Regions from separate parts of the Homo sapiens genome. Here region 1 is linked to region 2. Evidence: chromatin contacts called from ENCODE Hi-C data. All regions are on one chromosome and are shown on one strand. Each heading gives the region's core, a stretch centred on a gene start or an enhancer-like site at or near the end of the contact. The rest is flanking DNA. Distances are from core to core; before and after follow the strand shown. Region 1 overlaps DNM1 (dynamin 1). Region 2 holds the start of ZDHHC12-DT (ZDHHC12 divergent transcript).

What was found. Hi-C counts contacts between places; a loop is a spot of excess contacts on that map. Pooled maps may share reads with other maps.
Region 1: a loop to region 2 is called in a pooled map, with 5 times the contacts of the local background. The contact joins the enhancer-like site here to the promoter of ZDHHC12-DT in region 2. A Hi-C loop is called at or near these places in 5 of 50 pooled maps.

The regions. Positions count from the first base shown.
Region 1 is chr9:128,214,954-128,222,491 of GRCh38, reverse strand. DNM1 (dynamin 1) reads right to left here. Exons shown (of 22, transcript NM_004408.4): 2 at 4,188-4,261; 3 at 3,761-3,910; 4 at 3,240-3,443; 5 at 2,406-2,504; 6 at 2,151-2,311; 7 at 153-295; 8 at 1-31. Among named protein-coding and RNA genes, the nearest start is that of DNM1, 15 kb to the right of the region's middle. RefSeq lists enhancers at 2,756-3,711, 3,448-3,742, 3,712-4,668. Within about 2 kb of position 3,636, at least 5 of the 41 ENCODE cell types and tissues checked have a DNase peak (open chromatin) inside an H3K27ac peak, as active enhancers do.
Region 2 is chr9:128,718,826-128,726,333 of GRCh38, reverse strand. It overlaps ZDHHC12-DT (ZDHHC12 divergent transcript), which reads right to left and starts at 1,872. Exons shown (of 2, transcript NR_046240.1): 1 at 1,699-1,872. It overlaps ZDHHC12 (zDHHC palmitoyltransferase 12), which reads left to right and starts at 2,207. Exons shown (of 5, transcript NM_032799.5): 1 at 2,207-2,340; 2 at 3,760-3,896; 3 at 4,248-4,325; 4 at 4,517-4,683; 5 at 4,832-5,461. The coding sequence starts at 2,241. The coding sequence ends at 5,153. It overlaps PKN3 (protein kinase N3), which reads right to left. Exons shown (of 22, transcript NM_013355.5): 19 at 6,506-6,648; 20 at 6,317-6,424; 21 at 6,051-6,131; 22 at 5,418-5,940. The coding sequence ends at 5,728. RefSeq lists a silencer at 1,839-2,318.

The DNA.
Region 1 (7,538 bases), core at 2,387-4,886, 510 kb after region 2:
CTCAAAGTCTACGGCGAACTGCTGGACCATCCTGGTGGGAGAGTGGTGTGGCCTGAGGGGGCAGGAGCAGCCCAGCAAAGGGAACCCTGGGAGAGCCCCACGCTGAGAGGCTGGGGGCGGGGATTCAGTGATAGGAGCTGGGGGAGCCTCACTGCAGCAGGGCCTTGGTCTTGCGAGCTGGGTCATCAGGGCGGAAGTTCTTGTATTCCTCCACCTCCTTCTCAATGGACAGTAGCTGGCTCTGCAGCTTGTTCCGCAGCCCCGGCAGTGTGTCCCGGATGTGGTTCGTCAGTTGCTGGGGGTAAGGGTGAGGAAAGGGTTGAGGACAGATGGTCACAGGGCCAGGAAGGGACTTGGATGCCAGGGGACTGTGTGAACGTGGTGAGGTGGAGAGCTATGGAGGGCAGCCCTGCCACTGCTGCCCGGGCCACTAGCAAGAAAACTGGTTCATAGAAGGAGCTTGCAGAGATGTATTAGTTGAATTAATGAGTGCATAATTTTCAATAAAGCCAGAAATCTGGATTTGTATTTGGAATTTCCTGATTTTTGGCCAATTTAATCTTTTTATTTTTATTTATTATTATTATTTTTTTGAGACGGAGTTTCACTCGTCACCCAGGCTGGAGTGCAATGGCGTGATCTCAGCTCACTGCAACCTGCGATCTCTGCCTCCCAGTTTCAAGCAATTCTCCTGCCTCAGCCTCCCAAGTAACTGGGACTACAGGCGTGCACCACCATGCCCAGCTAATTTTTTGTATTTTTAGTACAGGTTTTCGCCTTGTTGGCCAGGCTGGTGTCGAACTTTTGGCCTCAAGTGATCCACCCGCCTCAGCCTCCCAAAGTGGTGGGATTACAGGCATGAACCACCATACCATCCCAATTTAATATTTTTAGACGTGCGTCTGAGGCAGGGGTGGCCAGAGGGCTGCCCCTTGGACCCTCTGGGTTTAAAGCCTCCTTTAAGGTCATTCTCAAGTTCTAGCACTCATGCTCACTAGGTGCCCCCACACAGTATCTCCCTGAACCTTTACAACAATCCTATGAAACAGGTCTGATCACCATTGTCTCCATTTTACAGATGCAGAAATAGAGGCTCAGAGGCCAGGCACGATTATGGCTCATGCCTGTTATCCCAGCACTTTGGGAGGCCAAGGCGGGCAGATCACCTGATGTCAGGAGTACGAGACCAGCCTGGCTAACATGGTGAAACCCCGTCTCTACTAAAAATACAAAAATTAGCCAGGCGTGGTGGTGTGTGCCTGTAATCCCAGCTACCTGGGAGGCTGAGGTAGGAGAATCCCTTGAATCCAGGAGGCAGAGGTTGCAGTGAGCTGAGATCGCACCATTGCACTCCAGCCTGGGTGACAAGAGCAAAACTCCATCTAAGAGAGAAAGAAAGAAAGAGAGAAAGAGAGAAAGAGAGAAAGAAAGAGAGAAAGAGAGAAAGAAAGAGAGAAAGAAAGAAAGAGAAAGAAAGGAAGGAAGGAAGGAAGGAAGGGAAAGAAAGAAAGAAAGAGAAAGAAAGAAAGAAGAAAGGAAAGAAAGAAAGAAAAGAAAAGAAAGAAAGAAAGAAAGAAAGAAAGAAAGAAAGAAAGAAAGAAAGAAAACAAATAAAGAAAAAAGAAATAGAGGCTCAGAGAGCCAGAGAGAGTGTCTCAGAGGGGGAGTGACAAAACTGGGATTGGAAACCAGGTCTTGCCTACACAGACAGACAGTCAGACAGACACACACACACACACACACACACACGCGCGCGCGCGCGCACTTCAGTTCTGGATGCCCCATTCCAGATGGAGAAAAGTCCTGGGGAAGCCCCTGGGATTCCCTGTCAAGGTCTTCAGCCGAGTATACTTGAATCCTGGCCCCCAAACCCAAGCTCTTCCCCATGACACCCTCCACATAGGTCTTGGCCTTCTCTGTGTTGGGGACTTCCAGGGCTTCCCTGGCAGGTCCCAGACAGGGAAAGGTCAGTGAAGCTTTGCTGCTACCTAGCTGTGGGGCTGTGGGCAAGTTGCTTTGCTTTTCTGAGGCTCAGTTTGTCTATCTGCACTACGGAGAGGCTAACCTCTGCTGTTCACTCTCAGAACACACTTAATTTATCCTGTTTTCATGCTTGTTTCCCCAGGCCCCATCCTGGCTTGGTCGCCTACCTGATTGAGGACCTTCTGCAGGTAGGGCGTGCCCATACGGTCAGCCAAGTGGCGATAAGATGGATGGGAGAGGAAGAACTTTCGTTCAGCAGCCAAGGCGGCGGTAATGTCCTTCTTGCCATCAATGTCCTTCTGGCTCCGGTTCACCACTCCAATGTAGCCTGTGAACAGTATCAAGGTCAGGGCAACCAGCCTCAAGAGGAGGGGAAGGGTGGGGAAGGGCTGGGGAGTGGTTGAGGGGCATGGCCTGCTTACCTCTGCGCAGGGGGAGCAGCTTGTTCTCCAGCACATCACGGGCATCTGTGCCCTCGTCCATCAGGTCCAGCTTGGTGATGACCCCGATGGTGCGCTGGCCTGGGTGCACCAGCAGGAGGGCCGTCTACAGCTGCACCCGCTCTCACACACAATTCCATGCACTCCCACTCCCATCCCCCTGCTCTCCTCGGCCCCCTGCCTGCTCACTGCCTCCTCTCTTTCCCCCTTATTCATTTTCCACAGAGTAGCCAAAATGATTTTTATTTATTCTTCTTGTTTTTTTATTTGTTAGAGATGGGATCTCGCTTTGTTGCCAGGCTGGTTTCCAACTCCTGGCTTCAAGCGATCCTCCCAAGTTGGCCTCCCAAAGTGCTGGGATTACAGGCATGAGCCACTGCACCCAGCCTTTTTTTCTTTTTTGAGACAGGGTCTCACTCTTGCCCATGCTGGACTGCAGTGGTGCGAGTAGGGCTCACTGCAGCCTCAACCTCCTGGGCTCAAGTGATTCTCTGGCCTCAGCCTCACGAGTAGCTGGGACCACAAGCGTGCACCACGGTGCCCGGCTAATTTTTAAATTTTTTGTAGAAATGGGGTCTCACTAGGTTGCCCAGCCTTGTCTCGAACTCCTGGGCTCAAGCAATCCTCCCGGCTTGGCCTCCCAAAGTGCTGGGATTACAGGCATGAGCTACCATGCCTGACCCCCAAAGTGATTTTTAAAGGTACAAATCTGATCCCACCGCTATTCTTAGACCGTTCAGAGGCTCCCCTTTACACTAAGAATAGACAGCCTGCAAGCCTGGGGTTTTGTGCATTGGCCACCGGGTGGGAACCTACCCTGGGGGTCCACCTCCTTGGCGACCTTGAGGGCGTCAGAATTGGCCAGGTCAGAGTTGGCGGGGGACACGGCCAGGATGAGGCAGTTCTCCTTGGTGACAAACTGCATAAGCATGTCTCGGATCTGGAACTCGATGTCGGGAGGTTGGTCCCCCACCGGGACCTTGGTCATTCCGGGCAGGTCCACCAGGGTCAGGTTCAGCACTGGACAGGGCGGCGAGAGGGCGGGCTCAAGGCGAGGGGCGTGGCCGCGGGCGAGGTTAAAGAATAGGGCGGGGTTAGAGAAGCTGCTTGGGAGCAGGGTGGCAGGTGGGTGGGACTAGGAAATCTCAGGGCGAAAGTGGCAGTCTGTTGGAGGCGTGGCCGGAAGTGGGCGGAATCACGGCAGGGTGGAGCTTGGAATAGGATGATGCAGAGGCAGGGTCATTCTAGGGGCGGAGTCTGCAGGAGGAGCGAGGCACGCAGAGGTGCGTGGCCAAGAAAATGATTCTTAGAGGTTAGGGCGGGGCCAGGGTCCTCACCGTGCGGCGAGTAGACGCGGAGGTTGATAGGCACCGGCGAGATGCCCTTGTTGGTGCCGGTGACCCTGTCGGTCTCGGCCTCGATCTCAAGGCGCACCTCCTCGAAGTCGGTGAATTTCTTTCCCTTGCAGTGCAGGAACTCGGCATATTCTGCTCCAGAAGCGGGCAGGGGAAGGGCAGTAGGCATCAAGGTCTGGAACCCCACCTGGGGGTTTTCATCTCCCACCGGTAATAGAACCCCCTAGACACACCCAAGCAGAACCACCACCCACGTCTCCATTATGTATTTTGATCCCCGCTATCCCTAAGGGGAACGAGGCCCACAGTCACACAGCAAGCAAGTTCGTGGCCAGGCTGGCCCTCAGCTTGGGGACGGGGGAGAGGCTGGAGTGGGCAGGCCTGGCTGCTGGTGAAGGAGGGCACGTACCTGTGGTTGCATTGACCAGCTGCAAGACCAGGGGACGTCGGGTGACAATGCCAGATCCTCGAGGCAAGAAGTCCCTGCAATGAGTTGGAGGTCAAAGGAGGGTCAAGATATGAGGGGGCGCCCTCTGTCCCAGGGGTACCTGTCCGGCCCCTGGGAAAGCCAAAGCTCCTTCCAAAGTGCTGGCTCCACCGCTCCTTAGCCCAGGGGCTTCAGGTAACTAAGAGCATATGGCAGCCCAGAAAGGTGGAAAATACTTTTCCTCAAGTCGCCTGGGTCACAGAATTTATGCATCTGAGCTGCCAAGAGACTGGATCAACTCCTAGATACGTCCTGTGTTGGTTTTGAACCAATAGGAAGTCCCTGCCCCAACTCAGCCACGGCCATTCAGCCCCAGAAAACTGAGGCATGGGGTCTCCCACATGCCTATGTGTCCAATGCCCACAGAGTGGATCCCAGGAAACAGAGCTGTAACTTCTCCCCTCCCTTCCGCTGTGGGGCAGGGCAGCATCTCACTTCCCCTTCTCCAGGCTCCATATGGCTAGGGTTGAAGAAGAGTGGGGAAGGAGGTGGCAAGGAAAAGGACTCATGGGCCGGGCGCGGTGGCTCACGCCTGTAATCCCAGCACTTTGGAGGCTGAGGCGGGCGGATCACCTGAGGTCAGGAGTTTGAGACCAGCCTGGCCAACATGGTGAAACCCTGTCTCTACTAAAAATACAAAAAAATTAGCCGGCGGGGTGTCAGGCACCTGTAATCTCAGCTATTTGGGAGGCTGAGGCAGGAGAATTGTTTGAACCCGGGAGGCGGAGGTTACGGTGAGCCAAGATCGCGCCATTGCACTCCAGCCTAGGCGACAAGAGCAAAACTCCACCTCAAAAAAACCCACAAAGAAACAAAAAAACTCATGCTTCTTAGTGCCTACTGCATGCCAGGCGCTTAGTGGGGCTCCATACTGTAGCCCCATGAGGCAGGTGCTGTTATTACCCCCATTTTGCAGATGAGGGAGCTGCACCTTAGAGACATTCAGGTTGCACAGCCAGTATCTGGCAGAGCAGACCCTGGTCTCGGATATATTTGACTCTGCAGTGACACTCCCCTGCCCTTCAGCCCCCTGTGAACCGAGCCGCCTTTGAAGGACTGGACTGAGAGGTCCCAAAGTCATCCCCCGTCCCCAGACCTGACAGTCTATAGCTTAGACATCTGCTCGTGCCAATGTCAACCTCAGCTGTCCTTTTGGCTGACTCTTGTGGGTGCCGGTTCTCTGTCCAGTCAGCTCTTTTCATCCACCTCCCTCTGCACCACCCTCCAGCTGGCGCAAGCACAAGGGTGAAGGCCTCTCCAGGAATCAGGATGTCAGAATTGCCAGTCATGGGATCTCCAGGGCCCAGGAAAGGGGGGAACAGGTTGAAGCCCGAGGGACCATTGAGACACAGCCAGCGCCTTATTCATGGAGAGGCCCAGGGAGGGAAAAAGATACATTCAAGCTCTACAGAGCCAGAGGTGGAACCCAGGTCTCTTGCTCCCAGCCCAGAGCCTGACCCAGACTCACAAGTCTTCTTGCACCCCAGGGTCAGGAGCTAAGGGTCTTAGGTACAACAGACTAGACCCAGAGCTCCTAGGTTCAAAGCCCCCTCTTGAAGCCTCTCCACTGCCTCACGTCTGGGGAAGTGGACGCTGCTGGGGAGGAGTCAGGAATTATACTGGAGAAGGAGAAGGATGGTAAGCCCTGTGTATATTCATCATTTCTGCGCACCAGGCAAATGCTTTTCATTCTTGCCAGACAGTGAGCAGGGCAGCCTCTTTCTGTCTGCCACTGTATCCCAGTGCCCAGGACAGGGCTTAGCACACAAGGGGCACTCAATAAATTCTGATTGAATCTCCAAGTCCTCGAATCTGTGCTCTGATATAGAGATTATCATTTTACAGAGGAAGCAGCTGAGGCTCAGAGAGGTGAAGTGACTCACCCAAGGTCACACAGCAGAGTGGGGATTCAAAGCTGAGTGTCTGTTGGACCCTCAGCCTGGAAACTTCCTCATTCAATGGTGCTGTCTCAAACCCAAGAAGCCAGACTTGGCTTTTTATGTAATTCAATTAAATTCAGTCTGTGCCGGGCCCTGTGCCGGGCTCTGGGGATGGGAGATGATGAGTCAGACAGTTCCCACCCTGAGGAACTCACAGTGTGGTGGGAGAGACAGACAAGTAAACAGATAATGCAATGCAGCGTGGTATGTGCTAGAACAGAGGTGTGCCAGGCGGCACAGAGGGAGGGGGTTTGCTGGGGGGTGGGAGGACTTCCGGTCTCAATCTCTCCCATCCTTTACTCAAAGACTCCTTTGGGGGCGTGACTTCCAGTTTTGGGAGTCCCCCAGGGCTGTGGAGATAGAACAGCTGTTCTCATAGAAGCTGGGGTGGGTGTGGGGGCCGGGGGTCCACCCTCTTCTCCACCAGCTCCTCACCAGCAACACCATGGCAACAGTAGTTGCCATGGAAACTGCAGGAGGGGCTGGAAAGGATGGGACTCCCCACAAAGAGTCCCCCACACAGAGACGTGGACTTTCCCTGGAGTTCTTCCCTGAGAGGCCTCTCCTTGAGCAGACAGGCCCACGCAGCCCTGGTGAGCCTGAGGGGTGGAGGTCTCCAAGGTGCCACATAGCGGGTGTGGGGAGCCCAGGGCCCAGCTGGCAAGAATGCTGGGTGGTCAGGGTCTGGGCCAGCTGCCTGCTGCCTCCCCAGGGCTACTTAAAGGGCAAGTAGCTTCTGGGAAGCAGAGACTAGAGGCAGGGCCATGTCTGGGGGTCAACCCCTCCCAGAGCCAAGATCTCCTGGTGCCCAGATGGGGAGGTGGCCCATCTCTGTCATGGCCCAGGTTCTCAAAGTGAGGCCCTCACGCGGCCTGCATCAGAATGCCTTGGGTAGTTTGTCCAGACGCATGCTCCTCAGGCATGCTGGGCTAGAATCTCAAGAGGGCTTCATGGGGAGGCAGAATCTGGGTTTTAAATGGATCCTCAGGTGGTTTCCACACTCCGTGTTAAGTTTAAGGACCATCTGCCCCATGCTGAGGAGCCAGTGCCAGGCTGGCTCCTTCATCGAATCCTACATTGGCCTTTCCTTGGCCTGGTGCCTGGTGCCAGGACCCGAGAGGTCTGCTTCCCAGTCTCACGTCTGGACTGACAGTGGGGAGGACCAGCAGGTCCCCAGGTCCGGACAATGAGCTCCTCACTCACTTCCGGGTTCCTGCCTGGCACAGGCCCCGCACGTAGTAGGCGTGCAGGCAACACGAGAAGGAATGTGCATGACTCAGCAGCTCCCTAGCTCTTCCCTTTCACCTGGACACACTGTCCCACTTTAGCCCTC
Region 2 (7,508 bases), core at 623-3,122:
GCGGAGCTGCCTAATCACATTTACCATGACCAACCCTTTGGAATTTTTCATTTCCCTTATTCTGCTGAAGCCCTCACCGTTTCCCTCCACTCCCTCATTCTCCCTTTAAGCCAGACATGGTGGAGCACGCCTGCAGTCCCAGCTACTCTGGAGGCTGAGGGGGAAGATTGCCTCAGGTCAGGAGTTTGAGGCCATAGCGAGACCCCATCTCAAGAAAGCAGAAAACCAAAACCACAAAAAACATCAGTCACCTCTGCACAAACAGAAGTTTCAGTTGGTTCACACTGGGCTCTCCGCCCTATCAGTAGTATATTGTTAATTAAAATCTGGCCTTACTATTTGAACTAGTGTTGGGATGTTTGATACTAGCACAGTGCCTAACCCACGGAAGCTTCAGAATTATGTGCTGAGTGGATAATGTGCTGGATGTCCCCACTGAGCACATCAGATCCTGCACCCAGTGCAGTAGTCAAGACTTAGCTGCAAATGACAGACACCCAACTCAAACATCTACTCAGGCTAGTCAAAGGTGGGAATTGGGGCCAGGCATGGTGGCTCACACCTGTAATCCCAGCACTTTGAGAGGCTGAGTTAGGCAGATCACTTGAAGTCAGGAATTCGAGACCAGCCTGGACAACATAGTGAAACCCTGTCTCTACTAAAAATACAAAAATTAGCTGGGCGTGGTGGCATGTGCCTGTAACCCCAGCTACTTGGGAGGCTGAGGCAGGAGAATCACTTGAACTTGGGAGGTGGAGGTTGCAGTGAGCCCAGATCGCGCCACTGCACTCCAGCCTAGGCAACAGAGTGAGGCTCTGTCTCAAAAAAAAAAAAAAAAAAAAGGTGGGCATTCATTGACTCTTGCAACCAGGGGATGCAGAGTCAGTATCAGCTTCAGGGACAGCCGGATCTAGAGGGCTCAGACAATGTTGTTCAGACCATCTCTTGCTCCCTCCTTTAGTGCTGCTTATCCATCTCTATGTGTCTTTATAAGTTGGTCTCATTTTCTCCAGCCACAGACAGGGTAAGCCCTCTCCGCCCAGCGTAAAGACGGCTCCCAGTTGCCTTATATCCCATTCCTTAGGCTTGAGATCCAAAAGAATGCTCCTTCCTCTCAGCATCTAGACAGTAATCTCATGGAAGGCCTGTGATTGGTTCTGCAGAGTCGAAAGCCCACAGCCTGCCGCTCGCCATCCTATGGGGTGAGGGGCAGTCCCTCCAATCACATGGGATGGGAAGTCGATTCCCCAACCAAAAAAAGGATGTTGAGCTGAGAAAAACAACAGATGTCAGAGGAGTATCCTGGAGGAGCTGGGATGGGGCCAATCAGAGGGAGGCGGAGGAGGATGCTGGTATCAGTGGGAGGTGCTGTGGAAAGGCGGGGCTGAGTGGAGAAGGCCCTGGGGACACAGGGAAGGAGGACAGCCTGCAGCCTCCGGTGAGGAAAGTCCGCCTGTAGGTGGTGGCTCACAGCAGGAGAGGCAAGACAGTCCCGTGCTAGACAAGGCGCTTCCATTATTTAATCCTCCCAAACACCTTAGGAGGAAGACACTATTGTAATCCCCCTTATAGAGACAGAAAACAGCTCAGAGGGGCTCAGTAACTCGCCCAGGGTCACACAGGTAGGAAGGGGCAGTGCTGGGATTTCTGACTCCCGCCTAAGTTGGATCACCCATAGTCAGAATGTGCACCACGTACCTCCACTTTTCTCTCGTCCGTTTGCAATATCTGAGAATACATAGCAAGGAGGTAAAGCTGTCACCACAGAGCAACCTTGGGCGAGCCTTGGCCCTCTCGAGACTTTAGTCATCACATCTTTGAAATGGGTACAATTTTGCCTCCCGGACTCACAGCAAGCCGCTGGATCTTCGAAGCGCCCAGGGAGCTACGCGCATGCGCGAGGCTGCGAGGGCGGGCACAGGGGAACGCGGGGGAGGGCACAGCGGAGCGCGGGGGAGGTGCGCGCGCGCTCCGGCGCTTTCAAAAGTTACCTGGCGGGTGGGGCTGGAGTTGAGGGAGTTACCAGCTGCGCGCGCGCCGGCCCCACCCTCAGCCTCTTCAGGCACCTGTTGGCTTGAGGGTCCATTCGGCCGCAGATGCCATCCAATAGGCAGCCTCCCTGACCCAGTCCGGCCCCGCCCAACGCCTAGATCCACCAGTCCCCGGGCGGCGGCGTTCCCCTCCCTCGGAGGGCCCGCCCCTCTGGGCGCTTCTTCCGGGTGGGGCCCCGGGCCGAGGCGATGGCGCCCTGGGCGCTCCTCAGCCCTGGGGTCCTGGTGCGGACCGGGCACACCGTGCTGACCTGGGGAATCACGCTGGTGCTCTTCCTGCACGATACCGGTGAGCCGGACCCCGAGCGACCCCGGACCCACCCGATCCCGCGTACTTCCCCAGACGTTCTGGTCACACTGGGTCTCCCGCCTAATCCCTGGAGATCCTGGGATTGGCCCGATCTCCACCAGCTCCTGAAGCCCTCTCCCCATCTATCATTCCAAGAGCCACCTGCTCTCTGTCTGATACCCCGTTGATCCCTAATTAATCCCAGCATCTTCCTGATCATTGCCAAATGCCCTGTCCATCCCAGGACCCAGCCGGTGCCCACCAGATCCAAGGACCGACTTGAGCCCCATGTCCCCTGATCCTGGGACCCACATGATCCTTCCCAGGAACTGACCCCAAATCTTCCTATCCATACGATTAGGAGGCTCAACTAGATGCAAAGATTGGCATTCTGCCCACACCCACACCCCCCACACCCCCATGGCCACTAGCTGCCCAAGTCCAGGCAAACCCTCAGGCCAGAGAACACTCCATGGGGTGCGGCCTGTCTCCCATCTTCCCACAGATTCACCCACCCACCCACCTCCATTTCCCTCATTCCTCTTAGTAGCCCCCTACCCAGCGCCTCACCTGCCACAGGCAGCCTCCCCCACTGTCCCCCACAGCAGACCCCAGCCCTCCTTCCATGGCGGTCCAGCCTCAGTTTCTGGACTGGGGCCCCTTCTGGCTTTCCTCCCAAGACAGACCTCCTCCACCACCTTCACCCTTTAGCCTAAAAACTTGCTCAGGTCTCCGTATCAGAAAACCCCCCTCAAAACCCACCCTTTCTTCTCTGCTCCCCCTTACAACCAAGGGACACAGGATTTGTCTACACTCTGCTGTCTGGTGGTCTCATGCCCCCTCACTCCTTGCCCTGCACCCTACCTCCCCAAAATCCTGTCACCTCCCTGGGCTGAAGCCTGCTGGACCCTTCCGTATGCCCCTCTGCAGCATCTGAGCCTGCCAGCTGCACCCTTCCCACTGTATCTCTCTCAGGCATTTCAGACCTAACCAGTCTCTCACCATTGCAGAGCCAGAGACGCTGGACCCCTCTTCCCTCTCTCCCACATCCAGTCAGGTCTGGCTCCCTTGACCCAGCAGCCCCCTGTCCATTCCTTCCTCCCTCACTTCCTGCCAGGCCTTTGTAGCGACTCTCTTCTTCCTCCTGGCCAGATTCTCTGCCCCCAGGCTTCCCCTGATCCATTTCTTTAGCAATGAGGTTTTCCAAAACAGATCTGGCTCTATAACCTTCCATGGTTCCCTCTGACCCTCCAGATAAAAGTGCAGATGAACTGCTGGCCACACACAGCCACTCATGGAACCAACATCTCCAGGCCTTTGCTCAGCCAGGAACACACTTCCCCACCTCCAACTGCACCCCAACCCCACCCACTCCTGTTCTACCCGGCCCAGCCTCACTGTGCTCTCCGGCCTCTCCAGAGCTGCGGCAATGGGAGGAGCAGGGGGAGCTGCTCCTGCCCCTCACCTTCCTGCTCCTGGTGCTGGGCTCCCTGCTGCTCTACCTCGCTGTGTCACTCATGGACCCTGGCTACGTGAATGTGCAGCCCCAGCCTCAGGTAACCAGGGGCCCCTACTCTCACCAACAGGGACCTAACAACCAGCACCAGTCTCCATGCCAGGCTCTGTGCTGCAGGCTCTTGTGGGAGCAGTTCAGTGACTCCTCTTGCCACCCCTAGAGCCCCATCTACAGTAGTGAGGAAACTGCTGGGCCCCAGAGAAGGAAGAGACTTGCAAACATACACAGCCGCCCTCAGTCCAGGGTGCTCCGCCATACCCCACACCTCCATTCTGCATGGGATGGGTCCCAAACTCCATACCCAGAGCTAAGCCGGCCCCTAGGGGAGCTGCCCGCCAATGCCATCTGTCTCCCAAGGGGACCCTGTCTTACACCCCACCCCTCATTCCAGGAGGAGCTCAAAGAGGAGCAGACAGCCATGGTTCCTCCAGCCATCCCTCTTCGGCGCTGCAGATACTGCCTGGTGCTGGTGAGTGATGCACGGACACCCGTGGGAGAGGTTGGGCCAAAGCTGAGACTCCTCGACCTCCTCCTGCCCCACTGCCTGGGCCTCGCCCCTCCTCCAAGAAGGCCTTCCAGAATCAGGCCCTGATTCCTTCCCTCAGTGGTGGGCCCACAGCAGGGCTGGCACTGAGCCTCCACTCTCCTCCATGCCCACAGCAGCCCCTGAGGGCTCGGCACTGCCGTGAGTGCCGCCGTTGCGTCCGCCGCTACGACCACCACTGCCCCTGGATGGAGAACTGTGTGGGAGAGCGCAACCACCCACTCTTTGTGGTCTACCTGGCGCTGCAGCTGGTGGTGCTTCTGTGGGGCCTGTACCTGGCATGGTGGGTGCTGCTGCCCGGGTGTAGAGGGAGGGTGGGATGAATGCTCCCACAGGGGTGGACAGAGCCAGGACTCCCAGGGACCCGGCATGGGGAGGGAAGGGCTCCCCTGCCCTCCCCCAGCACCAGGCCCCTGTCCCCTGCACCGCAGGTCAGGCCTCCGGTTCTTCCAGCCCTGGGGTCAGTGGTTGCGGTCCAGCGGGCTCCTGTTCGCCACCTTCCTGCTGCTGTCCCTCTTCTCGTTGGTGGCCAGCCTGCTCCTCGTCTCGCACCTCTACCTGGTGGCCAGCAACACCACCACCTGGGAATTCATCTCCTCACACCGCATCGCCTATCTCCGCCAGCGCCCCAGCAACCCCTTCGACCGAGGCCTGACCCGCAACCTGGCCCACTTCTTCTGTGGATGGCCCTCAGGGTCCTGGGAGACCCTCTGGGCTGAGGAGGAGGAAGAGGGCAGCAGCCCAGCTGTTTAGGGTTGCTGGAGGCCGGGCTACCGTCTTGTGCCTGAAAACCACGGGGCCTGTCCCCAGCTGGGGTGAGCGCTCAGAGGGCCTGGGGCCCTCACTCCTGCCCACGCCTCCCAGACCCCAGAACGGAGCTTCAAGTCAGACAGATCCCTGCCTTGGTGGGCAGTTCTGCCTTCCAAGGAAGAAGGGGAAGAAAAGGACCTGTGGGTGGCTCAGGCCCAAGCAGACCCCGGGCTCCACCCCAGCCCCGCCCAGGCTGCTGCCAGTGCACACTTTTACAAATTTAATATAAAGCAAGTCCAGTCTTAAAAAGACAAACCATATCACTCCTTGCTGCGGCACCCTTTCTGGGCCAGGTCTCGCTGGGAGGTAGAAGAGGGCGAGCTGGAGGGGGAAGGGACACACTTTGCCCAGTGACACTGAGCAAAGCCCACAACAGTGGCCCCATGGCTGCCACTTTGAATCCCAAGGGCTCAGAAGTACCCAGCAAGGCCTGGACCTCCAGGCAGGGCGCACGGGTGAACGAGCAGAGGCTCTAACAGTCTGTGGGGGAAGGGGACAGAGGTGCCAGGAGATGCCCTCAGGGTTCCAGGAATCGCTCTGACACAAAGTCGAAGTCCCGGAAGGCGGCCTGTTGGCGGGCAGTGAGGAGGCTGTGGGGTGCAGGTGGGGTCAGGGCAGGCGGCAGCCCTGTGAACTCGCCCTCAAAGTAGCGCAGGTCCGCAGGGCCACACAGGGTAGGCACGAAGGGGGGCTGGATGGTGCGGGCGAGCAGGGCTTGCCAGTTGGTGGTCTGAGGGCAAAGGAGAGGCGCCTGAGACGGCAGGAACAGCAGCTCCAGGAGTCACTCCATGCCACCTACCCTGCCAGGCACAGGGGACCACCGCCACCCCAGCCGCTCACCCTGAAGAATGGCTGGACCTTGATCTCCTCGGCATCCTGCTCACCTGCCCCGAGGCGCTTCTCCGGGCACTTCTGGAGGAGCTGGGCAATAGGACAGGCGCTCACTTAGGGCATTCAGCCCCAGGCACTGCCATCATCCACAGGCCCCAAGCACGCTGGCCCAGAGCGCTCTAAGGATGGGTGGCAGGGGGTCTGCTGTCCCACGGCAGAGGGCACATGGGCCTTGAGCGGCCATCCAGCCCAGCCCCAGACCCCGCAGTGCTTACCTTCTGAATGAACTCAAGCCCTTGCACCGACAGAAAGCCGGGGTAGGGGGCGTCCATGTTGACGATGCAGTCAAACACCTCTTCCTCTGTGTCCCCTGGGAACGGGCACTGTGGAGATGGGGGCTCAGCAGGATGCACGGGCCACCCCACCCCCACCCAGAGGCCCAGGAAACAGGCTCCAGCACTCACCTCACCCACCAGCATCTCGTAGAGCAGCACACCCAGCCCCCACCAGTCCACAGCCCGTGTGTATGCCTCCTGGGTCAGCACCTCGGGAGCCAGGAACTCCGGGGTGCCACAGAAGGTGCTAGTCCGGTCCCCGAAGCCGATCCCTGCAAACCAACAGGCACACCAATAGCTGCTTGGTGTGGCCTATTCACAATAACTTCAATAGCCAAGCCTTATGATGCCAGGGAGCTGAGCCTGTGCCAAGCCCTGCCCTGTACCCAAGGAAGTGGGAATGGTTATGACGCCATTTGACTGCATGCAGAGCCAAGCTCACAGGCTAAGGTCACAGAAGGCAGAACTCGGCTGGGTGCGGTGGCTCACACCTGTAATCCCAGCACTTTGGGAGGCCGAGGTGGGCAGATCATGAGGTCAGGAGTTCGAGACCAGCCTGGCCAACATGGTGAAACCCCGTCTCTACTAAAAATACAAAAAATAAGCTGGGTGTGGTGGCATGTGCCTGTAATCGCAGGTACTCGGGAGGCTGAGGCAGGAGAATCTCTTGAACCTTGGAGGCAGAGGTTGCAGTGAGCCGAGATTGCGCCATTGCACTCCAGCCTGGGCAACAGGGCAAGACTCCATCTCAAAAAAAAAAGAAGCCGGGCGCAGTGGCTCACGCCTGTAATCCCAGCACTTTGGGCGGCCAAGGTGGGTGGATCATGAGGTCAGGAGATCGAGACCATCCTCGCTAACACAGTGAAACCCCGTCTCTACTAAAAAAATACAAAAATTAGCCAGGTGTGGTGGTGCTCGCTTGTAGTCCCAGCTACTTGGGCTGCTGAGGCAAGAGAATCGCTTGAACCCAGTAGGTGGAGGCTGCAGTGAGCCGAGACTGCACCACTGCATTGCATCCTGGGCGGCACAGCAAGACTCCGTCTCAAAAAAAAAAACAAACCAAAAAAAAAACAGAAGGCAGAACTCAGTCTCCTCTCCCATCCCTGACCACAGGCTCTCCCTTGGGCCAGGT